Linked DNA regions of Mus musculus: region 2 is linked to region 1. The links are chromatin loops, found by intact Hi-C in ENCODE. Cell type or tissue: heart. All regions are shown on one strand. Each heading gives the region's core, and the rest is flanking DNA. Links, peaks and the distances in the headings are about the cores only. Region 1 overlaps Gm29185 (a long non-coding RNA gene). Region 2 overlaps 6030407O03Rik (RIKEN cDNA 6030407O03 gene).

Region 1 (15,629 bases), core at 3,767-11,766:
GGTCAATAGCATTTGGGCCAATGCTTTCCTTTAAGAGGTCCAGCCTTGAGAATTCACCTCTTGTTCATGATTCAGTTGATGAGATGGAGAGGAGGTCAAAGGTCAAAAGCTTTGCCCAGTGCAGCTAGATTTGCCCTTCCGTTTGCTTTGTACCTGCCTTGAATATGCTCGCTGCTGCTTCCTCCTTGGCTGTCTATTTTGTTTTATTGATGACTCTGAGTTGGCTATAACATTGATCAGAGGTTTAACTGCCTAAGGAAAAAAGAAGGGGATTTAGCTGTGGAGCACTGGAGAAGAAGAAATACCTTGGGATGCTTCAAGTTGTAGGTTCTGAGTCTGTGTCTTGGTTTTAAGAACACGCCCCAGGTAATTCCACCATTTGGTTGCTCCCACCAAGATTCTAAATTAATTAATCTAGATCACAGCTTAGTCACTGGGACATTTAAAAGCTCTTTGCATAACTCTAACATTCCCCAGTTTGAGAACATCACCCTAAGTAAAGGAGAATTGACATGATGTTCATAAAATTGAGATGTCTGCTATAGACTTCAGAGAGATAGTTCAGAGGAGGCAATCCATGAAGTGATTCCCCCAACCCTGCAACACTCCCAGTGATGAATATTTTCATAGGACAGCATGATGTTAATATTGATTGGCCACTTGATCGCATCTACAATCAAATAGGGGATAAACCTCTTGACGTGTGTGAGAGTAAATTCTAGATTAGATTAGCTGGGATCAGAAAAACCATCCAAGATCAGGTAGTACCATTTCCTGGGATGATGTCATGAGTGAATTAAAGATGAGAAATCAAGTTGAACACTACTATTTCTCCCTCTCTGCTTTGTGACTGCAGATACAATGTAAGAAGCTGTCTCACACTCCTACCACTGTGTCTTCCCACCATGATGGACTTCATCTGCAAGCCAAACAACCCCTTTCTTTTTTGAGCCTCTTTTGTTGGTTATTTTGTCACAGTAGGACAAGAGCTAATATAGACACCATTGCTTCACATCAGCTCCCTTGAGTCTATTCCAAAAGCCACTTTTGAAAGACAACTTCTGTAACATGACTAACTTGCAGAAACTCTGTCCCTCTCCATCCACTGTGCCTGGCTTGAGTGGAAAAGCTATAGGTTCTGCTGTGACATGAAGACTGATAACATTGTCCAAATGCGGGCTCAAATCTTTGCAAACTGTGTCCTCCTGCCTCACCCTGAAAGCGTGTTTATTTGTATCCTCGCTGTTATCTCATCTGAGTGAGAAAGTAGTGCTATCAATCAGGGTGGGAAACTTTACCTCCTGTACACACTGTCCCCAGTGAACTGTGAGTGGCATAAGGACCGCAAGCTGACTAATGAGAGCTGCTGATCAGGGCCTCTCCCACACACACCCGATCCAGTCCCTCAACAGAACGACAGCCAGCTCAGCTCCAGGTGTCAGTCAATTATTACTGGTCAGAAGCGTTCCAGACTGGAAAGTGGGGTCAGGCCAGGGTAGCACGATCCCAAAAAGGAGGGTTCAGTCAGTTAGTGAGGTCACATTAGAGTTGGAAGTCATCTGTTGGATAGGCACAGCTTAAAGACTAAGAATCAAACTATACAGTGTCAACAAGACAGAAAATGAACCCAGAGAGTCAGGCGAACTCTGTGTATTTCACCTAACTTCGAATGTCTCAAATTAAAATTTTTGATAGATTCCCAAGCAATTGAATATTTGGAGAAAATATTTGGAGAAAATAAACAGAAACAACATTAGTTCATTGATCTAGAACAAACTCCTGAGAGTTGCTTCTCTTTATACCTTCCACGCATGCTCTGCAGAATTTAACACACCTTTCTTGCAGTGTGTGAAATATACTTACCATTTGCTCTCCATACACACCACTCCTTGTCTACACTGCTTTATGTATCCCCAGCTACACAGATTGCATCAGGCATCTCATGGTTACTAATGTCTGCTTGAATTTAACCACTGGGGTGCACAAAAAGATGAGAGGCAAACATGCTGTTGTAGGTGCCTGGGTTTCTTCAATAAAAGAGAGGACTGTATTAAGAGTTCTTTACATCCGAGGGTTTTTTTTTTCCTCTTTCAGGAATTACTTCAGTCCCTTATGCCTTCAAGATTCACAGGTGTATGTAACCTAAAGGATATTGTATCATCCTCATTAAGTTTTCCTAAATTGTCATCATATTTCTGTAAATAGCCCCATTGCTACTGATTTCATTTATTATACTCTACTACATAGACTACAAGAAGAGTCTCTCTGTCTCTGTCTCTGTCTCTGACTCTGACTCTGTCTCTGTCTCTGTCCCTCTCTGTCTCTGTCTCGTCTCTGTTTCTGTCTCTGTCTCTCTCTCTGTGTGTGTGTGTGTGTGTGTGTGTATGACTTTGATAACAGGCTTGCTTCTTTTGCAGTATAAATGAGTTCCCTGAGAAAACTTTCTGGTTGGGAGAAGCAACCAGTCCTGTCTTTAGCTTCCCATGTCCCTTTCCTCTAAAGCCTCCATCATGATTGCCACTGTCATTGTCATGCTAATCCTCAACCCCCCACCCCCCAAACACACACCTTTTTAGAGTTTTCTCCAAATGAGAACTCAAAAGCTTCCTTCCCTATCTCTATTGTTAAGATAGATTAATCTTCCATTGCTAAACACCAACTTACAAACAGAAACAATCTTACAGTAGCCTGCATTTTTGTTCTGGATTCTCCCCCTACCCCCTAAGGATTAGCTGTCAAGATGAGATTAAACTTCTGAGAATTTTATAATGAGAATAACCTTCCTTATATAGAAAGGAAGCAGAAAGAACATAGAGAAGCTTGGGTGGAGCCTTAGACCCAAAGCAAATGCAGGGCAAACACTGGAGCCAAGCACCTACTCTGCCCTGCAGCCTAAGAAAGGCTTGGTAAAGTCATTGAGCCAAAATGAGCTGGCAGAGCAGTCACATGACCTTCAGCAGGCATTGGCTGAATCACTACTGAATCTCTAGTGATGTCAGTCATGAGGAGAAGCAGAGGGCGAGAAGCATGATGGTCTTAAAGAAAACACAAAGATACTTCTATAGAGTGCACCATCCAAGGTTCTCATTCATTTGTGTCCCCTAAAGCAGGAGAGTGGCAAGGGCCAATCTCAGATTCATGGCAGCTGCATTAAAGTATGCTGAAGAGAGCTCTCACAGTTTACTATAGAGGTCTGCTACTCTATGATGCCAAAACTCCCCCATATAACTCTCTAAAACTTCAGCACACACTATTGATGTCATATTTCCCAGAGTTCTGATTTCCTCTGGGATATCCTAGTGACAAAACTAGTTTAAGGTAACCCTAGTCCTTGTGTTAGCTATAGATATTAGACAGTATCACCTTTGGTAAGAAAACTAAAGTCTCGAGAGAGGAAACATTCATTCACCTCTGTTTGTTTCCTTTATTAAAAAGCATGAAGGGTCTACAGTATCTCAACACTGTGCCAGCTACTGTAGCTATCACAATAAATAAAAGCTTGTTTCTTTCGCTGTGTGCCATTTTGTCTAGAAGAAAAAATAAAGACACGAAAAAGACTAACTTATATGTATGTCATAGAAGATTAGAAGACTAATATCTCTAGATGACTGAACATCATGCATGAACTATATGCTAGACTACATCAGCTTGCCTCATGGCAGAGGAAGAGGAGAAAAAAACTTGCATAACATACATCTCACAAGATCATGCCCACAGTGATCTGCTTTCTCCAGTCAGACCCTACCTCTAAAACTTTACACTTCCTCCCAATAATAATGTCAGATTATGAGCCCATCAAGGGATAAATCCACACTTGATTATATAGGAAACTTCTAAGCTCAGTTCACTCCCAGCACAGTGACTTAGCCTGTTTGGGGAATTATACCACTTAGGACAATTGGAATATGACAAATGACAGATGCGTAGAGAGTAGAGAATACAATGGAGGCTGAGGAAAGGGGAATTTAGAGACAAGACAGGGCTTCTGAAAAGAACACTCAAAGGCAAAGTCAGAAATACACCCATCAGGAGCCAGATGTAGTGACGCATAGCTGTAATCCTAGCATTCAAGAAGAAGAAGCTGGAGGAGCACAAGTTTCAGGCTGACTTGGACTACATCATGAGTTTCTCACCAGCTAGGGCTAGATAGTTAGGCCTGGTCTCAAGAAATGAAAGAGACTGGAAGAAAGGGAAAGAGAGGGAGAGGGAGGGGGAGGGGGAGGGGGAAAGGGGAGGGAGAGGAAGGAAGGGGAGAGGGAGAGGGAGGGGGAGGGGGAGGGGGAAGGGGAGGGAGAGGAAGGAAGGGGAGGGGGAGAGGGAGGGGGAGGGGGGGAAGGGGAGGGAGAGGGAGGGAGGGAGGAAGGAAGGAAGGAAGGAAGGAAGGAAGGAAGGAAGGAAGGAAAGAAGGAAGGGAGGGAGGGAGAAAAAGGAAGGAAGAGAGAGGAAAAGAAGACATGAGAAGAGAAAAGAAAAAAGAAAAGAGAAATGGAAGGAAAAAGTTGACTGTGGGGAGGAAATGGTGGTCTGTGGGGAGGAAGTGGTGGGCTATGGGAAGGAAGTGGTGGAATGTAGGTAGGAAATGGTAGGCTATGGAGAGGAAGTGGTGGGCTGTGGGACGGTAGTGGTGGGCTGTGGAGTCTTTGTGAAAGGAAGAAAGAAGAAACTGCTTCTGAGTTAGGCAGAATTCAAACATCCTTACTTTTGATGAACACCTGGTATGATGATCCCTCCAGAAATCATGGAATGTCACTCTTGTGATTAGGATCTGATATATGTCAAGAAAGAATGATTTTCATCGATGTAATTAAGACTTTTACATAGCTGACGGCGAGTAAGTGCACAGGGCATTGCCATGGTCGAGCAAATCAGATGAACTATTTAGAGAGGACCTGGATCCAGAGATACTTTCCTCTGTTGACCTTGAAGAAGCAAGCCTTGTGCAACTTGGAAGGAGAGCCTCAGATGAGCCCTGAGTCTTGATCTCATTTAATTGTAGCCTTGTCAAATTCTGTGCTGAGGATGAGGCCAGACAAGTGCCTGGGCTACTGACCCATGAAAACTTCGATGTAATAAATCATGGGTATTCATTGGCAAATATTCATGTACATTCAAATTCTCTTTCTGGATTTATGGTAACGTATTTGTTCTAAACTGTGTAGGAAGCAAATACATTAACAATCATAATAAAAAAATTTCCCCATAGGATGTCTTCTACATCTTTTAGGCGTATATTTATGAGCAGAAAACACAATCAGTGGTCACAGAAAATTAATTTTAAATCAACATTTTCTTAATTCAAGTTTCATATGCAAACATGTAGTTCTTTTATCATCTCTGTTTTCTATTCTGAATCCTGAATCTTGTGGGTTTATATGAAGTTTATGTATAAAAGAGATATGTCATCCCAATTTGGGATGGGGAGACTAATCCTTGAATGATTGATTAACCCTGCATGGCATTCAATGACATCGATAAGGGCAGCTGGGATATCTAAAGAGACTCTCATGGTTCCTACTATTCGAGGAAACCCATTTTCTAGTGTCTTGCAAAAGGGGATTTTCATATTGCACATATTCTAGCTTGGAATCAAGACTTTACCTAATTCTGCCATATACATACTGAGAGATCCTGAGGCCCCAGCCCTGACCTCATCTCCATGGCAGAGAAGGGAATTTATATCAGGGAGCTGATGCCCATCCTCTGTGCTCCTACTCCTTCTTGGTAAGGAGCTGCCTTCCAATAGGTGCCAATCACCAGTCCTAAAGCACCAGAGTTAAAAAGAACAAGGTACAGAGAGGCAGTCTGGAATGTGTACAGCACAGTTTGATTGGTCCTTGAGGCTAGGGGAGAACTAGACTACCCCTGGGCTGGGATCACTGTTTGAAGACTTGATAATACTGACGTTCTCCTGGTTAAATTAACAGCCAAGCCCTGAACCTCACTCTGAGGAATGGTTCCCTTCCCTGTCCCAACACCCTTTCTTTTCTTTTCTTTTCTTTTCCTTTCTTTTCTTTTCTTTTTTTTTTCCATTTGATCTTTTCCAAGTTAGCACAGGCAGAATCCCCTTATGTTCTGACCACCCCTCCTCCTCTCCCACAAGCAAGGGCTTTAGGTTTCAGGAGCCAGTGAGTTTGAGGCAACCACAGAGATGAGACTCCTCCTCGGAAAGTGATGTCTGCTCATGAGGCATGTGTGTTCTCAGTCGTGCCATCTCCTCTTTGTCTCTGTCACCCTCTCCCCCCTCCTCCTTTGTCTCCATACTATCTAGTTGATTTCAGTCTCTAATCTCTGGTTTCTTCTTCCTTCCATTTCCTTGATTCTTTTTCTACTCGTCTGTACTGACAGATTCAGTGATTAGGAATATATTTATTTGCGTGTTTTATATTTTAAGTGGAAAGTGGAATGATGACATGAATATATCTTAGGACCAACAAATAGAGTCCTGAGCCATGCCAGGCACTGGCAAGCATCCAAAAGCCTCTACCTTTACCATTTGGTATTCTGAGCACTCTTGAGTGATCGGCTGGTTGATTGATCAATTGATACAGTATTGCTCCCATTTTTCACATGAGAAATTTTACAAAAGGTAAGTTGCTTGCAGTTAACAAGTGTGATCTGATCTCACGGCCCATGACAACTACTCCGGGGGCCACATTCAACCACTCTGCTGAGGTGACAAAAGGTCAATTACTGTTTTACATGTGTCCATAGCCAAGCAACCTATCCTAGCCCAAAACAGAGTGAGGTTGTCTGAAATGAGGTCAGATGAAGTGCAAGGACGGCGTACTGAAAGGTGGGTAAGATGGGATTTGAAGTCTTTATACTGAGGTGGGAAACACACGATCAGTGCAGTTGCAGCCTCTGGTCCAGAGAAGCATTTGTTACTAATCTACAGTCCCCAAGTAATCATGTCTCTAAGTACTCCCAGCTTACCAACCCTGAGCATTGTCATATGTCATTTGCATTTGTTCAGAGACACCACCAGGAGTGACAGCTATTGCCAGGGACATCAGAAGAAGAATTATTGTAGGCTCATTGAAGGATTTCCTTCTAAACCAAGATGCCCTAGCTAAGTATCAGCACTAAGGCTCCAGATATATGAGTGTAGCCACTTTTTAATCTTCCAGCCATCACATGTAACAGAGGAGTCATCCCAACTGAGCCCTGCTCAGATTTCTTACCTACACAGTGAAGAGGAATAAAGATATTTTAGAGTACCTACCTTGGGGTGGGGTGAAATGCAGCCATAGATAGGTAGTCAGTGATCCTTCAAAGACTCACTGAGTATAGTATTCTTCTCCACCTCTCCAAGGGCATCCATGACCTGGCTCCTCACCCCCTCTATAAGGTCCCAATTCTTGACCAAAAAAGAAAGAAAGAAAAAAGAAACAAAACAAAACAGAGGAAACATGAAGTGAGAGACAGAATGAAGTGAAGCTTCACTGGTGACTCATTGCATCCAAACAATGGCTTCCACCATCTATGGTAAGAGTATTCATTATAAACCAGAGACCATTTTAAAAAAAAAAAAGACTCCTTTGAATTTCTTTTTTTTTCCATTTTTATTAGGTATTTAGCTCATTTACATTTCCAATGCTATACCAAAAGTCCCTCATACCCACCCACCCCCACTCCCCTACCCACCCACTCCCCCTTTTTGGCCCTGGCGTTCATGCCCCTCAACAGAGGAATGGATACAGAAAATGTGGTACATCTACACAATGGAGTACTACTCAGCTATTAAAAAGAATGAATTTATGAAATTCCTAGCCAAATGGATGGACCTGGAGGGCATCATCCTGAGTGAGGTAACACATTCACAAAGGAACTCACACAATATGTACTCACTGATAAGTGGATATTAGCCCCAAACCTAGGATACCCAAGATAAAAGATACAATTTGCTAAACACATGAAACTCAAGAAGAATGAAGACTGAAGTGTGGACAATATGCCCCTCCTTAGAATTGGGAACAAAACATCCTTTGAATTTCTACATTCCTTATACCACCAAATATACTGTAAATTGCCTCTGGTGCCACTGAGTGCTGACAGAATCTTCAATTTCTGATAGGGAAAGGAAGGGTGGGGAGAGAGTCTACGGACAGGAAAAGGATGTTTGGAGAGGTCCTCCACCCCCAGACATTTGGAACTTGATGGGAAAGGAGACTGTTTCTGGACAATAGGGAAGGGTTCTCTAAAAATGCTATGACTGAACCTGATCAATAGTCAGGAAAGAGTTAATCCTTCATTCTCACCTTTAGTATCCAGCACCCATTAGAGGTGGCAAACCATCACAATGACCTTACAAGGTGAGTTCACTTTTCATCTCTGTTCCCTAACCCAGGCAATGGGGGAAGTGAGCACAGAGGTCCTTAGGGCTTCTTCAGAAAGCAAATCCCACCACCTACCACCGTGAAAGGAGACGCCTACTCTTTGTTTTATTGACTCTTCTAGCAAATGCCTGCTCTCCCTTCAAGTACAATAAATGATTACAGTGCAAAGGAGGCTATGGGTGGGGCCTCCCTTTCTTGATGATGTCTCTGGTATCATGACCTAGAGAGGAAGAGGCAGGTCCTTCAGAGTGTGGCCTGCAGGGACCTGGAAGCAGCAAGATAATCTGTGGGTTCCCATCAGTGTGGGAGAGGAAAGGAGGCAGGTGGAGCCCGGGGCTGCAACAGGAAGTGACACAAACAGGACAAGCAGCTGAGATAACAAGAAACCATGGAGGAAACCAGGTCAGAGGAAAGGGCCATGCAGCCCTAAGTGAGAAAGTTGTAGACGGTGATAAGATTAAGTTGGTAGGCAAAACCCTTCTCAGTGGTGAAGCAGAGTAAGGAATAAGAAGCCTTAGAGCCCCGCAAATCCTTGCAAGCCTACAAAAAGGGATACACTGAGAAATAAAGTTTCACACAGTGGCGACAGATCACAAAACGGAGCAGTGGTAGATGGGAACCCGAGGAGAGCAGTGCAGGTAGTCAGATGGAGGTTAATGAGAATCGGGGTAACAGAGCTCTGTCTCAGGTTTCCTCTACAGACTAGGCCTGCGAGATGAAGTCATGACATTCTAGACGTATCAATTTAAAATCATAATTGTGATTTATGGTCTGCCCGGTGCTTTATACTTTATAGCACATTTCATTTTATCTTTATCGTCGCTTTGGGAAATCAGAAGGGCGGGTGTCATCGACCTCATTTACTGATGAGGGAATGAGGTTCTAAAGTGATTAAGGGACTCACCAAGGACATATAGCAGCCAGGGTCACTAGAAAATAGAAAGGCTAGCCACAAACCAAGACACTCCCACCCCTAGTATCTGCACTGGGATCTATACACCCACCAATCCATTGTTCTGAAAAAATTATCACCCTTTCCATACATTGAAGTAAATGTATTCGGACAACCTGCCTTTATTGTTACCATTCCTTACGTCATCAAAACGTGTGCAGTGTTTACAAGAGCGACTATTAAATTCTCTAAACCACCATGGAAGAAAACACAGTAAAAACAGACCTGTAAGAAGAGTCTGAAAATGTCTTGTGCAAGCGAAAAATAACACTTAACACACAAAAAAATTAGTTCTTTGCTCCCTGGCCTGTTTCCTTGAAGAGGGTTAATGTATAATTGTGTGTTGTGGAAATTATTTTAATTCTAGTCCTACCTTAAAAGGCTTCCTTTATAAGACAGGTTAAGAACTGTGCCATCCCAAAATCACAGAAATTTTGAGTTTGATCTTAATTGATGTAGGGATCTTATTGGTCCCTCTATCTGGCTTCGTGGATGCGTTTCCATTAGGAACTGAGTAGTGTTTGGTGCTGGAGTCTGGGCCTCAGCACACACACACACACACACAGCTGTGGCAGCATGAAATACAAAGAAGACAGCAGAGCAAGGGCCTGCCACCGCTCTGGCTGTGCAAGAGTGGAGGAGGCTGCACAGGCAGGTTGCTGAGCCCTTTTAGAGCTCAGGAGAAAGCTGTCAACAGGAGAAGGTAAAGGTCAGTATTTATGTCCAAAATGAGGCTCTGCCTTTGGGAGCTCTTGACAGCAGGGGTGACATTTACCATGAGAAGATGACTCAAGGTCAAATACGGTAATTTCTCAAGAACAGACAATAAAGAACTAGAGGATGCCGATGAGCTGTGCATCAGAGACACCTGGGAAATGGCCACAGAGCAAGGTTGGCTTGGATCTGTTCCCTGAATATGGTACAGAAACGAGTAGGAAGGAAATCCAGGGTAAAGCCGGGGAGGCAGAATGCTGGGTGTGTGGAGGGAAGCCTGAGAAGGGCAGCCCTGCTGACAGCAGCCAGTCCTGCACTGGAGAGGCAAGTGCTTAGAAAGAGCATGCAATGTATGATTCCAGAAACCCAGGGAGGCACCGTCCCTCTCAGGGCCAGCACTTAGTAGGGACAACTAACCATTAAGTATCCAGGTTTGCCACCCATGCTCATAAATGAACCATAAGCTCCCCCCCCCCTTCTCCTCTTCTTTCCTCTCCTCTCTTTCCTTTCTGCCCACCACCCTCCCAGATGTTGAGGACATCAACATCATATCTAACATGGTTTCTGATAGCTATTTTCTAATTGGCTCTACAAAATGATGTGCTTAATTACTGCAGTTTCTCGTACATTCTTTCTGTTGATCTTTCTACCTCACTCCCCTCTCCTGTCCCCTGGTCTCCTTTTAATGGCTTCCTTTCTCCCTTTCTCCTTCTGCTTTCATGTCACATGAATTCGATTAGCATCAGTCCCACACCCAAGACCGCCTTTTCTCCTTTAAGCTACCATATGACCTAGCTACATGACCCTGAGTTATATACTCAAAGTATTCTAAGTCCTTCCCCTAAGATACATGCACAGCTATGTTTATTTGCTGCACTCTTTGCTGTGGCAAAGGAATGGAGTCAAGTTACATTGTCAGTGACCTTCCTGGCATCTGTAGGGTTTCCAGGTCTGGAAGGCAGTGCATGGAAGAGCAGCATTGGTGATGGGGGTCATGCTGATAGTAGACGGGGGCCAGCATTTGGAAGCTGATTGTGGGGTGGATCCCTGGATATGGCAGTCTCTAGATGGTCCATCCTTTTGTCACAACTCCAAACTTTGTCTTTGTAACTCCTTCCATGGATGTTTTGTTCCCAATTCTAAGAAGGGGCACAGTGTCCACACTTTGGTCTTCATTCTTCTTGAGTTCCATGAGTTTAGCAAATTGTATCTTACATCTTGGGTATCCTAAGTTTTGGGCTAATATCCACTTATCAGTGAGTACACATTGTGTGAGTTCCTTTGTGATTGTGTTACCTCACTCAGGATGATGCCCTCCAGGTACATCCATTTGCCTAGGAATTTCATAAATTCATTCTTTTTAATAGCTGAGTAGTACACCATTGTGTAAATGTACCACATTTTCTGTATCCATTCCTCTATTGAGAGGCATTGCATCAAGGGTAGATTTGCCTGAGAGTAGGAAGTAGGGACAGTCAGTGACTATCACTGCTTTAGCCCCTGTAGAATTTCCATTGTCGTAATAATTTGTTTAGCACATGCCCAGCTACTGTCCTTGTCATGACTGCATGTTCCAACCACGATGATCTGAGAAATAATCAAAAGCTATTATTAATATGAATGAAAGCGACAGCAATAAAAATAATGATTGAAGAGCCCTTCAAGTAAAAGAGGGGGTCACAGAACACAGAGTTATAAAGAACTATGATCCAAAGGTTGTCTTTTGATCATCTATCCAAGCCCCATTATATTTCAGAAGAAACTGACCTAAAAGATGCCAAGTTCCTTGCCTGGAGTCACTCAGCTCAAATTCCCACAGCTGGGACATGGACCCATACTTCCTGAGTCAGTTCAGGATCAAGGCATGTTCTGTGAATGTATGAAAATACATGGACCCAGGCATACATGGACCCAGGCAGAGGCAGGTGGATTTCTGAGTTCGAGGCCAGCCTGGTCTACAAAGTGAGTTCCAGCACAGCCAGGGCTATACAGAGAAACCTTGTCTTGAAAAACCAAACCAAACCAAACCAAAACAAAACAAAAAAACAAACAAACAAAAAAAAAACATGAACCCATACTCAGGATCCAAGCATGTTCTGTGAATGTATGAAAATATCCTAATGGGACCTTTTTGCACTATCAATACACACTAATTCTTTTTAATCCTGCTGTAAATCATACACGTGTGTTCTTTCTCAGTTCTCTAGGATAACCCTGGATTCCAGGGCAGCATCCATGATTTCTACACAGACAGCGTAGCTCAACTAGAGGTAAGGAGAAGTCTGGAGCCACCAGCTTCAGGAACCTAGAAGGATCCCACATTTCGTACCTTTGTTGGATATGTCCTTCAGCGTGCTTTCCATAGATGATTATAAGTTACCCATCTCTAGCTTTGACTACTGGCTCTTGCTCAGAGTTTATAACTGGGCTCCAGTTCTGTCTTTCATCTCCTGAGAGACAACTCCCCACCCCCCCCCAGAGTCTTGAGGACTTTAGGTTCTCAACCTTAAGAAACCCCAAACTTCAGAAGGAGCTTTCAGGACATGTATCAAGTCAGAAAATCCATTACCTGGTTCATTATGTCAAACCCAAAAGAACCCTTCTCTGCACACATGACCACTGTGATTTCTCCTGACTCCACTAGTAGCTAAAGCCACTTAGCTGTCTGGTCTCTGCTTTTTAGCAGTAAATGCCAGACCTTGCCTGCTCTGCCCATATAGTCATTATCCCTTTCTTGCTGAATACCGTTCATCTGCTATTGTCATCCCAGGAGAATACCACATATAAAAGGCTAGAAGTCCCCTAGAAAGCATATACCATTCATTCAAAGTGCAGTCATGTATTCCTTTCTAGCCTCCCTCCGTGTCTGAATTTTTTGCAGCCCAGTTTTGCCATTGGCATCCTGGAGAAGGGCTCACTATTCTGGTTAGTTTGTCCATGTTACTCTGACTATATTCATTTAAATTAAAAGGGTAGTGCTAAGGTATAGACCAAAGGAAGTGTTTCCAGAAATCCAAGCCACGGATAAACATCTCAGTGAGCCCAGAGCATAGAGGTGTTTGCCCAGGACAAATGTATTCCATTTACAGCCCACCCAACCCATGGAGGGTGTTCTGGTACTCCATCTTTTTTCCTGTATTTCCTTCCATGGATAATCACTTCCACATATTCATGGGCACACATCTGTGACTTCAACAAACTGAAGATCAAAATAAACTTTCATTTGCATGTATACTGAATATTCCCAAATATTTTTGTGTGTCATTTCCTGGTATGTATAATATTCATTTGAGCATTGTAAATGACCTACCAGTGGCTTAAAGAATAAGGGTGGATGTGCATAGATTACATGCAAATGCCACACCGTTTTATATGAAGGATTTAAACACCATTGACTTTGATATCCCAGAGGTACTTAAACCAGATTGCCAGGGATACTGAAGGACAGCTGCACATTCCAAACCTGGTCTTATCCCAAAAGCAAAAGGGTCCCATCCCATTTCCTGGAAACCACCCCAGGATGCCCCCAGTGTAAATGTATGTTGGGAAACTCAAACTGCCCTGGAACCCTCAAACTTCCTCATCCACTCAGTGCTCCCCGTTTCTCCAGTTCTTCCCCCTTATATCCAGATGCTGCCCATCTCTCCATCATCCTGCTTCTTTTTTTTTTTTTCTTACATGAACATTTTTTTTAATGCAGCCATTATTTTTATACCAAAGCAATTTGAAGTGTGAAAATGGCAGGTTTTTTTTTTTAAAGTAAATGTCTGCTCTGAGAAGTAGAATAAATGTCCATATTCTATTTGTGACTATAATTAATAAAACCCTTGCCATAGGGTTTAGGTTTTGAAGATTTTGGCTCTAAACTGGTACTATTAGCCTCAAATATTTGATATACATTCCAGTCCTCGTGTTCCCTCGTGTCTAAGTAGGAGCTCTTTCTCAGTGATGATGGGGAGCAAGGGAGGCTGATTACTGTGTAATTAACAATTAGGTTTGGAAATAGTTTTTTAAAGTAGCATTTTCAAATAGTTTGCATTAGAAATAAAACACATGTAAAGTATCCATGTATTTTATTTTTGAAAAGGATAACATAACTGCATTTAGTTTGAAGGAACATCACCTAATGGTTTATATTAAGTTTTTCATAAGTTATATCTGTAGAGCCATGGTCCTTGGGAAATTATAGAAACCTTAGAAAGAGGTGAGCATGCACCCTTGCACCATGTGTGGTCTCTCTCTCTCTTGTGTCTGCAGCATTCCAGGAAACATCATCCTGTTTCTAATGGCTTAACTGTTGGGTCACATTACAATCCATATTGTGCCCCTGGATTGATCAAATTGAAATTTCCAGGAATACAGAGCCCAGTGGCATTGAAACCACGTACTTCAAAAGACCATCCTGAAGCCAGTCCTATTCCTGATCACCTTTACTCTGTAGTCCTTTCTTCCTCTCTCACCATGATACTGACTGAATTTTCATTGTGTTAAAAAAAAAATCCCTTCAATTCTTTTTCTTCACAGTGGAGAAGGTATAGAGTGCCTAGCTTGTTTAGCACAACCATTTGGAAGAACCACACTAAGAGCTTATCTACAGGGGCTGATATTTCTCATGGAACAACCCAGTGGCTGGAAGAAAATGGGAGAAACAGCTCTTGCCCAGGGCAAGTCTTCTCTGTCAGACAACTAGGTCCTTCTTCCTGAAGATTGTTTAGAGAAGGAGCCCTCAGTAATTTTCCTTTGTCCTCCGTCGTCACAGGCTTTCTCAATAGTGGTGGCAGGAAGTGATGTCTTAACAACCAGTCTTAATTCCTCTGAATCAACAACCTGGCCTGTGACCTGCCTCCGATTTCCACATTGCCCATCGCTCTCTCACTCTGGATAAATGTCCCCACTCACCTCATCCAGCAGGCCTGTGGGCCTCAGGTTCCCACAGGGCGCAGGATTATTCCAAAGAAGAGAAAAAACAGCCAGGTCATAGTTGGGAGGGTGGGGACTGAGGCAGACCAAGAGGTTCCATTTTCTCTAGACAGAAAAGCCATATGTCAGGTTGTGAGTAGGAACACCGGTTCCAGTGGGGCTTGATAGTTAGAGAGAGAGAGAGAGAGAGAGAGAGAGAGAGAGAGAGAGAGAGAGAGAGAGCTTGTACAAAGCCTTCACCCTTGCTCTGGCCTAGACAGGCTTTCAACCTCTTATTTCCACCTTTTCTCCAGACCGTAACTTGTGGCCAGCATGTCACTCAATGCTTAATTCTTTCCCTAAGCATTAAATACATCAGATAGCAACTGAGTCTCCTGTTCTTAACAGCCAGAGGGTAGCTCCTTGGACACCTTTGCTAGTTCAGCTGACTTTTTTCCAAGGGTCTCCACTAAGTCTCCACTAAGCTCTTGAATTTGAAGTTCATAAAGGTCATAATAAAGTTCCTTAAGTGTATTATCATTTGTCTATTAAACATGTTTTGTTTTTTACTTTCCCCAGTACATCTACTAAGTACATAAATTCCCTTAACTTGACACAAGCTGGAGTTATCACAGAGAAAGGAGCCTCAGTTGAGGAAATGCCTCCGTGAGATCCAGCTGTAAGGCATTTTCTCAATTAGTGATCAAGGAAGGAGGGCCCAGCCCATT
Region 2 (15,629 bases), core at 3,368-11,367, 440 kb before region 1:
TGATCTCCTTTTGTTGTCGAATTGCTCTGGCTAATACTTCAAGTACTATGTTGAAAAGGTAGGGAGAAAGTGGGCAGCCTTGTCTAGTCCCTGATTTTAGTGGGATTGCTTCCAGCTTCTCTCCATTTACTTTGATGTTGGCTACTGGTTTGCTGTAGATTGCTTTTATCATGTTTAGGTATGGGCCTTGAATTCCTGATCTTTCCAAAACTTTTATCATGAATGGGTGTTGGATCTTGTCAAATGCTTTTTCTGCATCTAACGAGATGATCATGTGGTTTTTGTCTTTGAGTTTGTTTATATAATGGATTACATTGATGGATTTTCGTATATTAAACCATCCCTGCATCCCTGGAATAAAACCTACTTGGTCAGGATGGATGTTTGCTTTAATGTGTTCTTGGATTCGGTTAGCGATAATTTTATTGAGGATTTTTGCATCGATATTCATAAGAGAAATTGGTCTGAAGTTCTCTATCTTTGTTGGATCTTTCTGTGGTTTAGGTATCAGAGTAATAGTGGCTTCATAAAATGAGTTGGGTAGAGTACCTTCTACTTCTATTTTGTGAAATAGTTTGTGCAGAATTGGAATTAGATCTTCTTTGAAGGTCTGATAGAACTCTGCACTAAACCCATCTGGTCCTGGGCTTTTTTTGGTTGGGAGACTATTAATAACTGCTTCTATTTCTTTAGGTGATATGGGACTGTTTAGATGGTCAACTTGATCCTGATTCAACTTTGGTACCTGGTATCTGTCCAGAAATTTGTCCATTTCGTCCAGGTTTTCCAGTTTTGTTGAGTATAGCCTTTTGTAGAAGGATCTGATGGTGTTTTGGATTTCTTCAGGATCTGTTGTTATGTCTCCCTTTTCATTTCTGATTTTGTTAATTAGGATTTTGTCCCTGTGCCCTTTAGTGAGTCTAGCTAAGGGTTTATCTATCTTGTTGATTTTCTCAAAGAACCAACTCCTCGTTTGGTTAATTCTTTGAATAGTTCTTCTTGTTTCCACTTGGTTGATTTCACCCCTGAGTTTGATTATTTCCTGCCGTCTACTCCTCTTGGGTGAATTTGCTTCCTTTTTTTCTAGGGCTTTTAGATGTGTTGTCAAGCTGCTAGTATGTGCTGTCTCCCGTTTCTTCTTGGAGGCACTCAGCGCTATGAGTTTCCCTCTTAGAAATGCTTTCATTGTGTCCCATAGGTTTGGGTACGTTGTGGCTTCATTTTCATTAAACTCTAAAAAGTCTTTAATTTCTTTCTTTATTCCTTCCTTGACCAAGGTATCATTGAGAAGAGTGTTATTCAGTTTCCACGTGAATGTTGGCTTTCCATTATTTATGTTGTTATTGAAGATCAGTCTTAGGCCATGGTGGTCTGATAGGATACATGGGGCAATTTCAATATTTTTGTATCTATTGAGGCCTGTTTTGTGACCAATTATATGGTCAATTTTGGAGAAGGTCCCGTGAGGTGCTGAGAAGAAGGTATATCCTTTTGTTTTAGGATAAAATGTTCTGTAGATATCTGTCAGGTCCATTTGTTTCATAACTTCTGTTAGTTTCACTGTGTCCCTGTTTAGTTTCTGTTTCCACGATCTGTCCTTTGAAGAAAGTGGTGTGTTGAAGTCTCCCACTATTATTGTGTGAGGTGCAATGTATGCTTTGAGCTTTACTAAAGTGTCTCTAATGAATGTGGCTGCCCTTGCATTTGGAGCGTAGATATTCAGAATTGAGAGTTCCTCTTGGAGGATTTTACCTTTGATGAGTATGAAGTGTCCCTCCTTGTCTTTTTTGATAACTTTGGGTTGGAAGTCGATTTTATCCGATATTAAAATGGCTAATCCAGCTTGTTTCTTCAGTCCATTTGCTTGGAAAATTGTTTTCCAGCCTTTCACTCTGAGGTAGTGTCTGTCTTTTTCCCTGAGATGGGTTTCCTGTAAGCAGCAGAATGTTGGGTCCTGTTTGTGTAGCCAGTCTGTTAGTCTATGTCTTTTTATTGGGGAATTGAGTCCATTGATATTAAGAGATATTAAGGAAAAGTAATTGTTGCTCCCTTTTATTTTTGTTGTTAGAGTTGGCATTCTGTTCTTGTGGCTGTCTTCTTTTTGGTTTGTTGAATGATTACTTTCTTGGTTGTTCTAGGGCGTGATTTCCGTCCTTGTATTGCTTCTTTTCTGTTATTATCCTTTGAAGGGCTGGATTCGTGGAAAGATATTGTGTGAACTTGGTTTTGTCGTGGAATACTTTGGTTTCTCCATCTATGGTAATTGAGAGTTTGGCCGGGTATAGTAGCCTGGGCTGGCATTTGTGTTCTCTTAGTGTCTGTATAACATCTGTCCAGGCTCTTCTGGCTTTCATAGTCTCTGGTGAAAAGTCTGGTGTAATTCTGATAGGCCTTCCTTTATATGTTACTTGACCTTTCTCCCTTACTGCTTTTAATATTCTATCTTTATTTAGTGCATTTGTTGTTCTGATTATTATGTGTCAGGAGGAATTTCTTTTCTGGTCCAGTCTATTTGGAGTTCTGTAGGCTTCTTGTATGATCATGGGCATCTCTTTTTTTATGTTTGGGAAGTTTTCTTCTATTATTTTGTTGAAGATATTAGCTGGACCTTTAAGTTGAAAATCTTCATTCTCATCAATTCCTATTATCCGTAGGTTTGGTCTTCTCATTGTGTCCTGGATTACCTGGATGTTTTGAGTTAGGATCCTTTTGCATTTTGTATTTTCTTTGACTGTTGTGTCGATGTTCTCTATGGAATCTTCTGCACCTGAGATTCTCTCTTCCATTTCTTGTATTCTGTTGCTGATGCTCGCATCTATGGTTCCAGATCTCTTTCCTAGGGTTTCTATCTCCAGCGTTGCCTCGCTTTGGGTTTTCTTTATTGTGTCTACTTCCCCTTTTAGTTCTAGTATGGTTTTGTTCATTTCCATCACCTGTTTGGCTGTGTTTTCCTGCTTTTCTTTAAGAGCCTGTAACTCTTTAGCAGTGCTCTCCTGTAAATCTTTAAGTGACTTATGGAAGTCCTTCTTGATGTCCTCTATCATCATCATGAGAAATGTTTTTAAATCTGGGTCTAGATTTTCGGTTGTGTTGGGGTGCCCAGGACTAGGTGGGGTGGGAGTGCTGCGTTCTGATGATGGTGAGTGGTCTTGATTTCTGTTAGTAGGATTCTTACGTTTGCCTTTCGCCATCTGGTAATCTCTGAAGCTAGCTGTTTTAGTTGTCACTGTTAAGAGCTTGTTCTTCAGGTGACTCTGTTAGCCTCTATGAGCAGACCTGGAGGGTAGCACTCTCCTTAGTTTCAGTGGGCAGAGTATTCTCTGCAGGCAAGCTCTCTTCTTGCAAGGCAGGTACCCAGATATCTGGTGTTCGAACCAGACTCCTGGCAGAAGTTGTGTTCCACTCACTAGAGGTCTTAGGATCACGTGTGGAATCCTGTGTGGGCCCTTGCGGGTGTCAGGCGACTCAGCTGGCAAGGTAGCCGGGGCTCGAGTGGAGTGGAAGGGGTTTGTGCCCCAGATCAAGCCCGGGTAGCCTGCTTCCCTATGTACCGCAGTCTCAAGTTCCACGCGATTGGATTGGGGTAGGCGCTGTGTTCCACTCACCAGAGGTCTTAGGGTCCCGTGGGGAGTCCCGTGTGGGCCCTTGCGGGTGTTGGGCAAGACTCTGCTGGCAAGGTAGCCCGGGGCTCGAGTCTCGAGTCGAGCGGAAGGGACTTGTGCCCCAGATCAGGCCCGGGTAGCCTGCTTCCCTATGTACCGCAGTCTCAAGTTCCGCGCGATTGGATTGGGGCAGGCACTGTGATCCACTCACCAGAGGTCTTAGGGTCCCGTGGGGAGTCCCGTGTGGACCCTTGCGGGTGTTGGGCAAGACTCTGGTGGCAAGGTAGCCCGGGGCTCGAGTCTCGAGTCGAGCGGAAGGGCGACCCCGTGATTCTTGAGTTGGCTACAGGTACTGACTTGGCTTGCATACTCCAGTGTACAGAGAATACTGAATTTGCTTTCATTAACTGAACATAAATATACTCTAACTTTGTGTGAGTATTCAAGCTGACATATGGTAGCTACAGACTTCAGGATTGCTGTGACATTTAATGTGTGTGTGTGTGTGTGTGTGTGTGTGATAATCTATGGTCTAATCAGATCTAACCATCCATCTATAATAAGCCAATTAAAGGAAGTTTAGTGTATAAAGAATATAAATATTTGTTCTTATACCCACAGATTAGTGTACTCTTCACCCCTCATGAGGGAAACTTCTTTTTGCAACAGACAATAACATTGTGACAGACCATTACAGAAAACTACAACCAATTAGAATAAAGAGCTATTAAGCTTAGTCCCAACAGAAACATCTACAGTACAACTTCTATTCTTAAGGCATAGGAATCATTGAGAAAGATTGTAAGAGCCAGAGAAACAGGGAGTTTACTGTGAGATTGTATTTCCTAGGAATGTCAGAAGCCACACTTATAAAGTCTCAAACATGGCTGTCTAAACAGGAACTGAATTAGGAAAACAACAATAGACATGCTAATGTATACAGGGAAAGCCCGTATGGCCTCAACTCTAGACAAAGAACTAGAGGTAACTAAAGGATGCTAAGGGTGGGAGAAATAGTCTTTGTCAGGGAAGAGCACACCAGTTGGCTACCCAATACCAAGTGGTCAGCCCTGAAGACATACATTAGCATTATACATATATACATACATATATATGTGTGTGTGTGTGCATGTAACAGCAGTTAGTGAAAAACGGGGCCATGAAGTCAAAAGAAAGCAAGGAGTGATGTATGAGAAGGTTTGAAGTAGAGAAAGGAGAAATGATGTAATTATATCAATCTAAAAACAATAGAATAATTGGATATAGTACTACCGGAAGATCCAGCAATACCTCTTCTGGGCATATATCCAGAATATGTTCCAACTGGTAAGAAGGACACATGCTCCACTATGTTCATAGCAGCCTTATTTATAATAGCCAGGTGTCTCTTCAGAATATTTTCATTTTGGCAGTGACTCTTACACCAGAATCTTATGACTCCAGAACTCTGGGGCAGCCTCTCTGCTCATAGATGACTTACACTGCTTAGGGCTATCCACCACTCATTTATAGCGTCACTACACAGTGTTACACAGCCTAGTGCAACTGTTCTCAACATGTGGGTTGTGACCCCTATGGCAAACCTCTATCTCCAAACATATTTATGTATAATTCATAACAGTAGCAAAATTACAGTAATGAAGTAGCAATAAAAATAATTTTATGGTTGGGGGTAGGGTCATCACAGCATGAGGGACTGCATTAAGGGATCAAAGCATTAGGAGGGTTGGGAACCATTGTTCTGGTGGTGTGTGTATGTGTGTATATGTGTCTGTCTGTCTGTCTGTTTGTCTGTCTGTCTGTCAGTCATACTGTGTGGAGTTCTGAAGAGGTTGAACATGATGGGCATATACAACCAGCTCTCCTAAGTTGTTTTATATTACTTCATACCATGCTACTAAGAAAGTGGAGCCTGCATGCTTGTTCCCAGTGAGATCTGGAAAGATCTGTTTGACCAGCTAAGGCTGAGTTTTGATGTAACCCACAATGCATGCCAACTCTTTCTCTTTCAGGTGGATCACGGAGGGGAGGGGGAGGCAGAGGGGGCCTTTGATGTCTATTTGCAGTTAGAGGAAAGGAAGTGATTGCTTTTTTTCAACTGCTTCCGTGGGTGCGGGGGAATATAGTGACATTGAAAACTCATGTATCCAAGGCCTTGGACCACATTATTTTATTTAATCCTCTAACACATTTAGAGGAAACTAACAGCCCTCTGTCTTTATAATTACAGGGAAGCAGACTGAGTTTAAGGAACTTGTCTAATACAAAAGAAAAAATTATGACCAGGAACCTGAAGTGACTTAGACTTGCTGGTGCTGTGAGTCGATGTGTTCTCTCTCTCTCTCTCTCTCTCTCTCTCTCTCTCTCTCTCTCAAATTACATCTATTTAGTGTGTACGTGTGTACATGTGTTCATGTGAACGTGCCATGGGGCATGTGTGGAAGTCAGAGGAGAACTAGCTGGAGTGGGTTTTCTTCCCTCCTAGTGATTGAGTTTAGGTTGTTTGGCTTGGTGATCTGCGCCTTAAGCCACTGTTTCACAATGCTTTGTCTTGTGTGCACTTTTCTACCCAGGCCACTTGCATCTTGCCTGCCATGGTCTCAGCAGGTCTAGCTGTTGCTGTGTCTTCAGACAGGATAGAGAACAGCTGGCGTCCTCTCCGAGTGGAGTAATCCCTCTGAGACTTGAACACTGTTGTTCATTTCCTTACCTTAGTGGGAGACATTTTTGCTGGACATTTTGGAAGGCCTAACCGGATGCAGCTTTTAATAAAATATCCGTAAGCTGGAGTTAAGCCACCAGATAGCTGATGACTGCTCTTGGACAGGAAGCATGCTCAGGACCATAAAACTCAAAGGTGGAAAGAAACCCTTCCAGCAGAGGGCTCGCTGGTGGGACAGCTGCTGTTTATCTTATTTTTAAAAATGTAGCATTTTATCCCACTAAGTGGTTACAACTCCTAGTTAGTGGTAAGACATCAGTAATGTTTATATTTATTCTCAGATGTTTAACTTAAACTCAAAGGGAAGTAGTTTAGGTATAAAAAAGGGGAACACACACACCCACACCACGTAGGAGGCATCCTCCTTTGCATCTGCACTCTCATACCTACGGAATGAAATCACTTTACAATGACTTATTGTGTCACAGGCATGTTTCTGTACCCTAAGCTACAGCAGTGTCAAAAAAGAAGTCATCAAAAATTATCCTCTTAAAATAAGTGTAAAACTTCCTCAAAGAAATTGTTGTGCCTCAAAATCCCTGGCCCCCTGAAAAACTTTTCGAGCAGGGTAGAAACATTGACAAGCTCTCTAAAAAAAGACAGAAGTATCAAAACGTGACAATGCAGTAAGCATTATAATCTTGAAGAGGACCAGAAGAGATTCTCATGGTGAGAGACACTTTAGGCAACTGCCAAGAAGAAGGGCAGAAGGAAACAGGAGGAGGGCAGACTGCCAGTGCTGCATTCAGAGAGGGGAGTAAGGAAAGACAAGGGGAGACAGAGTCAGAGGCCAGCAGGCTGGGGGCTCACTGATCAGGGAATGGATTTCGGGGTGAGGGAAGCACATGGAAGAAGAGTTCCTGGGGGTATTTGAGAGTCTTTGTGAGGGAGGGGATTTGGAGAAAGAGCATAAACGCTGAAGTGTGTGCCTGGATGAGCTGAGTTAAATAATCTGAGTTTGGATTTCGTCGGTCAATCTGGGGCAATGGGTTTCAGCGAGCTGCTTTGGCCTTTGAAGGGCTAAAGAACTGGAAGGTTGTTTGGAGAACACCAGACTTCCATAATGACAGTTATTTATTTATTTATTTATTTATTTATTTATTTATTTATTAATGCTCTATTCTTGGCGACATTCAGAGCATCCTGTCCAGAAGATAGTACTTCCACCTCCTACCTGTGGAAACTGCAGAGTTAAGGACTCTTGGCAAGGAATCTCTAGTAAGTAGTTAAATCACCATTCAAATCAAGGCTTGTCTGACTCCTAAATCATTCCTTGGTTTTTTTTTTTGTTTGTTTGTTTGTTTTCTTTTTTCTTTCTGCCTTCCTTGATATTTTTAAGACTGAAGCTCTCTGAGGAGGCTGGAAGAACTGAACTCTAAAATCCGAGGTAGACCAGTTAGAACCACAACACAAATGGAATATTTTAATCCTGCAGTCCACCCCCACTCCCACCCCGCTCCCCAGTGGAGATTTCACAGTGGTCAAGGTCAGGGATGGAATTGTCAGGGCTGAGTTAAGAGAGAGACAGGATACTTAATGTAATTCGTGACACATAATCGAGTAGCCTCCTTGCTTTGACATGCAAATGTCCAAAGCAGGACATCAAACAGGCTGGCCTCTCGGCCTCAGCATGCTATTCTGGGATGCTAAGAAAGCCAGCGTGTAGCTTATTAGACCTGAAAGAACAAGTGTGAATGCAGGCTCTCACTTGCCAGGGCTTGCTCAAAAGCCATGACCAACTTACAGCTTGCCTCCCCAGATTCCTTAGTAGGCCTTAGCACTGTAGCTCCGTGGCTCTCAGTCTAGTTCCTATACCGGTGACATAACAGAGGAGGGACACAGCAAGACCAACTCTAGGATAATCATCAGGGAGTTGGGCTCTGTAAGAGGGAAGCCATAAGGCTTTGTGACAGTAGGTCAGGCTCCCACGGGACACTCTTCATCCAGTGGGAAAAGTCTGAAGCTAAACTCAAGTCTTCTGGACTCAGTTAAAGATGGTTTACAGACTTTGCCTTCTAGAAAATAGCAAACCAGGTGTCTGCTCAAAGCTGAGAGGTCCTGTGAAGACACCTGGGTATTGGGACACTACCATAATTTTTACAGCAGAACCAATGCACTTAAAGCATTGTGGTGACTGGGATCCCAGAGCTCTGTAAACTGCAGAGTTGTGATTCCCAGAGGAGACTGTGAGGCAGATCTCAGCATCAGGCTGGTCATGTGCACCTGCTCAGTAAATGGAAAGAGAATGGTTTTCTGCAAAGTAGGGTCTTAATCGGAATTTGCAGAGGCTCTGGTATTCGTTCCTGTTCTATTCACAGCTCTCAGGAATAATTCACCCAATTTACTCTTTAGGTTACCAGCAAGTGGCTAGTGTTCCTTGAGGACTGGTTGTGTTCAGGGACACACACGGGAAGGCAGATGACATAAATAACAGCGGTGTGGCTTCTCAATACTGTTCTTCCAGGTGTTATTCTTGAATCTATTAGTTGTGTGACACATGGCCAAGCTTAACTCCCAGTATCTAACAGTCACCTCACATTGAATAAATGAGGAGAAAGAAAAGAAAAAGGAAAAACAAAACAAAACAAAAAAACCCAACCCAACAACCTAAGTCTCGGACAGGAAAAGTCACCTGTCTGTGGTGGACACAGACCTAGAACCTTCCTGACCCTACCTGACCCTAGACTGTCTGGTTGGGAAATCTACGGGAGGAAGATACAGCAAAGATACAGAGGGAGGGAAGACGCCTTGGAAATCCAAACATGCAAAGATCTTCTACCAAGCGCTAGTAGAAGTTTCCTGGAGAGAACCACGTGGAAGATATTCTGGGGACCAGCCTTTTGGTGTATCACCCGAGGCCTGTTTCTGTCCAACATTTCTAAGCTGTCTCAGATGGGTTGCGCACATCCCTTGGTCACATTAGAGTCTGCTTTGGACAGGTCAGGATATGAGAACATGAAGGGCTGGCCAGAGAATGAGCGATTTAGGTTATTTTCTGGGGAGTGGGGGCGGGGGAGGATGGAGGATACTAACTTTTAGACAACTTAACAGTTTTCTCTTTAAATAAAACTCAATGCTTGGGGCTTGAGTTTTATTTTAACCATGGCGTGTTTCGCAGGGCTCTCACAGCTGATGCATTAGCGGGGAATAACTTAGCAGGCACAGGACGAAGTTATGCAGCGTGGTGGGGGGAGAGCTTCTCTAGTTCCTTGTTTTCAGTCCCAGAAGAATTGAATCTTCTGTGTAGGCTGCCTGACATAGACCATGGCCTTGTCAGTGGCTCTGGAATTAACAAAAGGGTTTTTTATTTACCCAGGGCAGAGCTTTTCTTACCTCCCTTTCCGTCCACTAAACCAGCCATGCACAGCAGCACGTACTGAGACCTCAAAGAAATCCAGCCACTGACTTAAAAGAATCCACACTGAAGGGGGCTGGAGGAGTTTAATAAGCTTGGTCTCTCCTTTTCTTCTTCTAGGATTTTTTTTTTTTTTTAACAAAACTCTCCATGTGTTTGCCACAATAAAATGCTGAAGCTGGGGGTGGGGGTGGGATAGAGATGGCCTCCTTCACAGAGTTGGGAACAGTGAGGGGTGCTTTCGGAAGGTGTTGGGAAGTGTGGATTGGCTCACAGCCAAGGAGTGGACAATTCAGAACTGCTGAAGCTTTGCCTCGCTCACAGAAAACCCTTGGCAAAGCCACAGCTTGAAATATAGGCATCCTTTCCAAGACCCAGGGCTTTACCGGCCAGTGCTTCTTTCCTTTTAGCACTGTGATCTACGTTATCTTGTTCTCCGAGTCAGAGCTGTTCACAGGAGTTGTACCCTCACCTACAGGTCTCAGCCTCTGGAAACAGCGGCAAAGGCTTCTTGCGTTGTCTGAGGTGATGGACGGATCCTTCCCTTCTGGTAGACAGCGCTGTTGATGGCAGGCATACTTAGCTTGTAAGTTTAAGTACTTTCTGAACATTCTGGAGAGTGAGGGATAGCCTGTGCGAGAGGGAGAGAGAGAGAAAGAGAGAGAAAGAGAGAGAGAGAGAGAGGAGGAGGAGGAGGAGGAGGAGGAGGAGGAGGAGGGGGAGGGGGAGGGGGAGGGGAGGAGGATGGGGGAGGGGAGGGGAGGGGAGGGAAGAGGAGAGGAGAGGAGAGGAGAGGGAAGAGAAGAAGAGAGAGAATATGCACAAACATGTACACACAGATAAAACAAACACAAAGCAATAAATATTTGCTATATGTTTCCTTGGCAAACACATTCTGTCCTGTCATTCTAATCAGTAGACTTGTGACCAATGAGAAGGTCTTTATTTACTGACCAAAGCTGACCACCAAGGGACCCTCTGAGAGTCTCATCATGGCTTATCTGGGAAGGACTATTGGAATACCTGTATAAGGAAAAGGTTATAGGACCTATGGAGTCAGGAAGCTGAGAAGGTTCTGCTGCTCCTGCTTGCATGACCTAGAGGTTCTCTGGTTATTCACCACCTTACCAGTAAGAAAACACAGGAAAATAATTCTCACCTAAAGCAAATCTTACGGAGCTGAGCTAGTTACCACTGATAGCTGTCAGTACCCAGCTAGCTCAGCTTCTGGGCACTATGTTTTCTATCAAATTAAATATTCACTTTGTTGTATCTTGGGGATAGAGAATAAAGCCAAACTCCATTATATCCCAGTGTCCATAAAACTACCTGGATCTTTGCAGTTGGTGCAGAATTTTGGCAGATAGGTATTGGGAAGACCTGTGTACCTTAGAGTAGGGAGGGGAACAAGAGGTACAATTCAGAGATGTCTTTTAGGATTAGTTAATTATCTGAGCTCTCATGAGGGCAAATGTGGTGGAGATGGGCTGGAAAGATGCCTTAGTGGGTAGAGCACTTGTACTGCAAGCCTGAGACTCTGGGTTTCAAACGATAGTTCCCCACTTAAAGATCTAGGTGTTAGGGTCATCACCTGTACTTCCAATGCTAGTGGGTGGAAACAAGAGGCTTCTAGAGGCTCAGTGGCCAGCTAGGCTCGTCAATTCATGAGCTCTAGGCTCAGTGAGAAACCCTAGCTCAATAAATAAGGTCATGAGCAATAAAGAAAGATATCTAATATTTGCCTTGGACCTATGCACACACACTCATGCGAGTACACGTACCCGTGCGCATATATGTATATACCATAAATACCCAAGAACGAACTTGTGGAGGCTGTGCAAGACTAGGAAGGTAAGGACTGGAGGAAAAGCTCGGTGGTTAAGAGTGCTTTTGCAGAGGGTCTGAGTTTAGTTCCTCACGCTTTCCTTAGGCCACTCCCAACTTGTCTCTAATTCTAGGGCTGGGATTTCCCATGCCCTCTTCTGGCCACCATGTACACACTCACATGCATGAAACCGCCAAACCACACCTAGACACATACATATACACATAGTGAATAATTAATTAATTCATTAAAATTTAAACTAGAAAGTTGCAGGCCTCCATCATGACTTGCAGGCTTCGAGACTGTCCCAGGGAACAACCAAGTATAATACCATCCTAATAGTCATGGCCAGAGTCATTAGGGGTCAGCACAGATAGACATCTAATCTCAGTGTTTCAACACAAAGCTGAATTTCCACTCTCCAAATAGCCAGTGTGACTTGGTAGGAGTGTTCCTCTAACCATGGACTCTGGGGACTGCTTGCCTTTCTGTCTTGTCACAGACCTTTCACGTTTGCCCCAGCAGGGTAAAGGGAGGTGGATGGGGCACAGTGTTCTTTTCCACGCAGATGCTAAGCTGGCAGGAATCATTTCTGACCACAGCCATGAGCTGTAGTCCAGCTGAATATCGGACACAGGTAATCAGTGGTCACCGGAAGTCTCGACCGCTGCTGAGAACCTGTGGCTGGCCATTCCAATAGTCACATTGTGGTGACCGACTGGACGTGCCAGCTGGATTCTGTCCCTCCTTATGCCTTCACTGAGGCATACATGGGACTAAGGGGCAGTGGAAGCTTGGGGAGGGGATGGTCATTATCTTTCCCTTCTTCCCTGACAGACAATGGCTTTGCAGAGGGACTACACCACAGTCATGGTATCTGGTATGGTTTGAATGTGAACTATCCACAGACTTAGGTGTCTCAATATCCAGTCCCCAACTGATGATGTTGTATAGAGATGCTGTGGAACAGTGGCCTAGGTAGCAAAAGTGGGTTGCTGGAGTAGGCTTTAAAGGCTAGACCAACTTCCAGTTCCTGGGCTATTGGAATACGCCTTAAGGGTTAGATCAACTGGTTCCAGTCTAAGCTGAGCTGTCTTTTCCCAGCCTACCAAGCTGTGAGGAGCCTCTACTGAACATTTCCACTGCCTGAGCACATGGTGCCTTCCCTGACACAATGGGCCAAAACAGTGAGCCAGAGTAAATGCTTCCTCCCCTAATTTGCTTCTGTCATGTGTCTGATCAGAGCTGCAAGAGAAGCAACTAATGTGGTGTGTTGTGGCTGGCTCCCTTGCCGCAACTCAGCTGACAGTCCGAGATCACAGAGAAATATCGCATGGTGCTGTTTCTCTGTTGCATCTCTGTCTCTCTTTGTCTCTCTCTCTCTCTCTTTGTGTGTGTGTGTGTGTGTGTGTGTGTGTGTGTGTGTGTGTGTATTCTAGTGTTTGGAGAAGTCTAGAAGCCAGTGTGAAGGGTCTTTCCCTCACCTTATATTTTGAGACAGGATCTCTCACTGAACCTGGGACATATGGTAATTCAGCTAGGCTGGCTGACTAGCAAGCTCCAGTGAGATCCACTGTATCTATCTCCCTAGTGTTGGGATTTCTGACACACCTTTTCCTTGCTTGGCTTTTATGTGTATACTAGGGAATCTGACTCAGGGTTCCACACTTGTATAGCATGCACTTTATCCACTCAGCTATCTTCCCCAAATTCTTGTTTCTAACAGAATGAATGTGTGTTTCATTGTCAAGAGTTGGCGGACAGTTAGGCTGGCTCTTTGGCTTCTTCTGGAGCTTTGCCATGTCTTCCTGTTATGACCACTCCTCTCCTGGTAGATTTGTGTAAGGGGAGATGGAATCCTTATATATATGTCATAGGTTCCTCCATGTTGAATGGCAGATAGACTTTGCTCTTCATTAAAGGTGACTTTCTTTTAATTTAGATTTTAAAGGGTAGCCATGAATTAACCCATCAAAGGAATGCTGTGAAATAGGTCTGTGACCTATTTCTGGTGTGAGGTTTTAATAATGATGACTACTAGATTGTAGATGGGGAGAAAGATGGGAATGAAAGGAAGTTGTCCGAAGTCAAAGTGCATTCTTCAAGCCAGTACTGGGGAGAACAAAACAGTCACGTGGGCAAGCTGTGGAGTCATCGTGTTGCCTGGCCAAAGGAATTGCCGACTCAGTAGAATCTTGCCTTTGATGCTCCTGCTCCAGGGACTTTCTCTTTAATGGGGGGTAATTAATTATCATCATCCACTCTTACTTAGTAATAATCTTTTTTACAAGCACTTGGGCATTCCATAAGCATGCTGTTGTCTAATATCCAGGCTGGAGGGAAGTGGCTCTTGGGTGGATGTGAACCGTATCCCTGGAGAGCTTCTGCCTTGGGACACACCTCCTCCAAGACTCTGTGACTCACTGGATGCATGGATCACTGAGATCTGGATGTTATCAGCACATATGGGGAATCCTGGACACACATGTGCAGAATGACAGAGTAGAGACAGCCCAGTTCTTTGCTGGAGAATAGAGGCTCACATGAGAATCCTGGCTATGGTTGAAGGGGGAATAATTTGAGACTAGCCAGCCTTACATGTGGCCATGAGCCAACGATTCACCTTCTTAAGGTGCAGCTCTTCAGTGTCAGCTGTTTTTTTTTTTTTTTTTTTTTTTTTGTTCTTAACCTCACCTAGCTGGTCCTGGAGAAGTCTGATGCCATCTACCTAAAGGCAGAGAGCATTTCAGCAAGTGGTGAAAAGTCAAAGCCAGCTATTAAGGCTGACTTCATGCATTGCATTATGGAGCTAGTGTTGCAGGAACTTGCTCCCATGCCTATGGCTTTGCCCTTGACTTTTTTTCTTTTTAAAGCTGAAAGGACATTCTGTTTCATGGAGGTGGGTGAGGAGAAACAGGAAGGGAAGTGGAACTTGTGTTTGGAGAACGCTGAAGTCTTCGGAGCCTCTGCTAAGACACATCCCTGCCCCATTCAGCTTGAGCCTTACTCTGGATCTTTGAGGCTATACTTTACAGATAAAGAAAGTAAGGCTCAACAAAATCATGAGACTTAAGCCATAGGTGCCAAAGGGCTCTGTCCACTCTGTAAGGCCCTTTTTGAGGTAGGAAACTCAGGGAGGATTGTGCTCAAGGCTACGACTGAAGCCAGACTAGTCCTGCCTGTCATGTCTTTCTGCAGACGCCACCCGTCTTTCTTTCTCTCATGTCATTTTCAAATCGGAGGGGGAAAAAAACCCAAAATTGTAGGCGGGACCTCCTCTATCCCCCTCCCCCACCATTCTTGCTGCCATATCCCTACTCCTCTTTCTCCTATCCTTCCTTCTGGGTGTTGCTCAGCTCCTCACTGCAGCCTTGGAGCACACTCCTCTCCTCCTCATATCTCTACCACAGCCAAGCTCCTGGTGACAGGAAGATCAGAGGAGGAGCCAGGCTGTGTCAGGTACCCGAGATCCATGTGGGGAAGATGAAAGGCCTGCCCTGCCCTGTTAGTCTCTTGGCTACTGCTAAAGTAGAATTCCAGAGATAAAAGTCCTTGTCTTCTTGCCATTGGCTCTTTCTCACTGGGGGAGCCTGCTGATTTCAGTCTCCAGGGGAGAGAGAAGAGTTCTTCAGGACAGCATTGACCTGAGTGCTCTCTGGTAGTCTTACTAGATTGATGGTGATTGGTTCTAGAAGATACATCCCCTCCACCACTGCCTGCCCTCTCTCTTTAGTTACTGGTTTATCTCATCATGCCTCATACAAGACAATGTCTTGAGTTGGAGAGTGAAAGAAGAGAAGAGAGGCAGGGAAGGAGTGGGGGAGGAGGATAGGGGAGATAAAGGCAGAGAGAAAGACAAAGGAAGGAGACAGGGATAGTGAGGTGGGCAAGAATTTTACTTGGGAGGTAGGACAGATACTAAGGCTAATGATGGAAGACAAGTGTCATTTCATAGTTTCTGGAACACAAGGTGAGCAGGAAACAGATAGAGAACACAGAGATTCCAGACCTTTGAGACATTATGAAGAGCATTGTGGAACTGACTTCCTTTTCCTTTCCTTGCTACAACATCATCACCATCATCTGAAGAGGCAGGCTGTCTCAGCTCCTCTACCATGCAGGCAG

The links. Peaks named below come from ENCODE experiments on the same cell type or tissue, not always from the same donor. Only the 100,000 strongest peaks of a DNase experiment are listed, where the experiment ranks them.
Region 2: it touches region 1 in a loop (2.0-fold over the local background); 2 of 42 quality-filtered maps call a loop at or near these places.

What each region holds. Positions count from the first base shown.
Region 1 is chr1:73,193,310-73,208,938 of GRCm38, reverse strand. All of the region lies in intron 1 of Gm29185 (a long non-coding RNA gene), which reads right to left. Among named protein-coding and RNA genes, the nearest start is that of Gm31197, 60 kb to the right of the region's middle. In heart, for the core only: a CTCF peak has its summit at 8,580; a DNase peak (open chromatin) is centred at 8,638; H3K27ac peaks cover 1,892 bases.
Region 2 is chr1:73,635,238-73,650,866 of GRCm38, reverse strand. All of the region lies in intron 7 of 6030407O03Rik (RIKEN cDNA 6030407O03 gene), which reads left to right. Among named protein-coding and RNA genes, the nearest start is that of C530043A13Rik, 110 kb to the right of the region's middle. In heart, for the core only: a CTCF peak has its summit at 6,492 (motif pointing right); DNase peaks (open chromatin) are centred at 5,666 and 6,316; H3K27ac peaks cover 1,796 bases.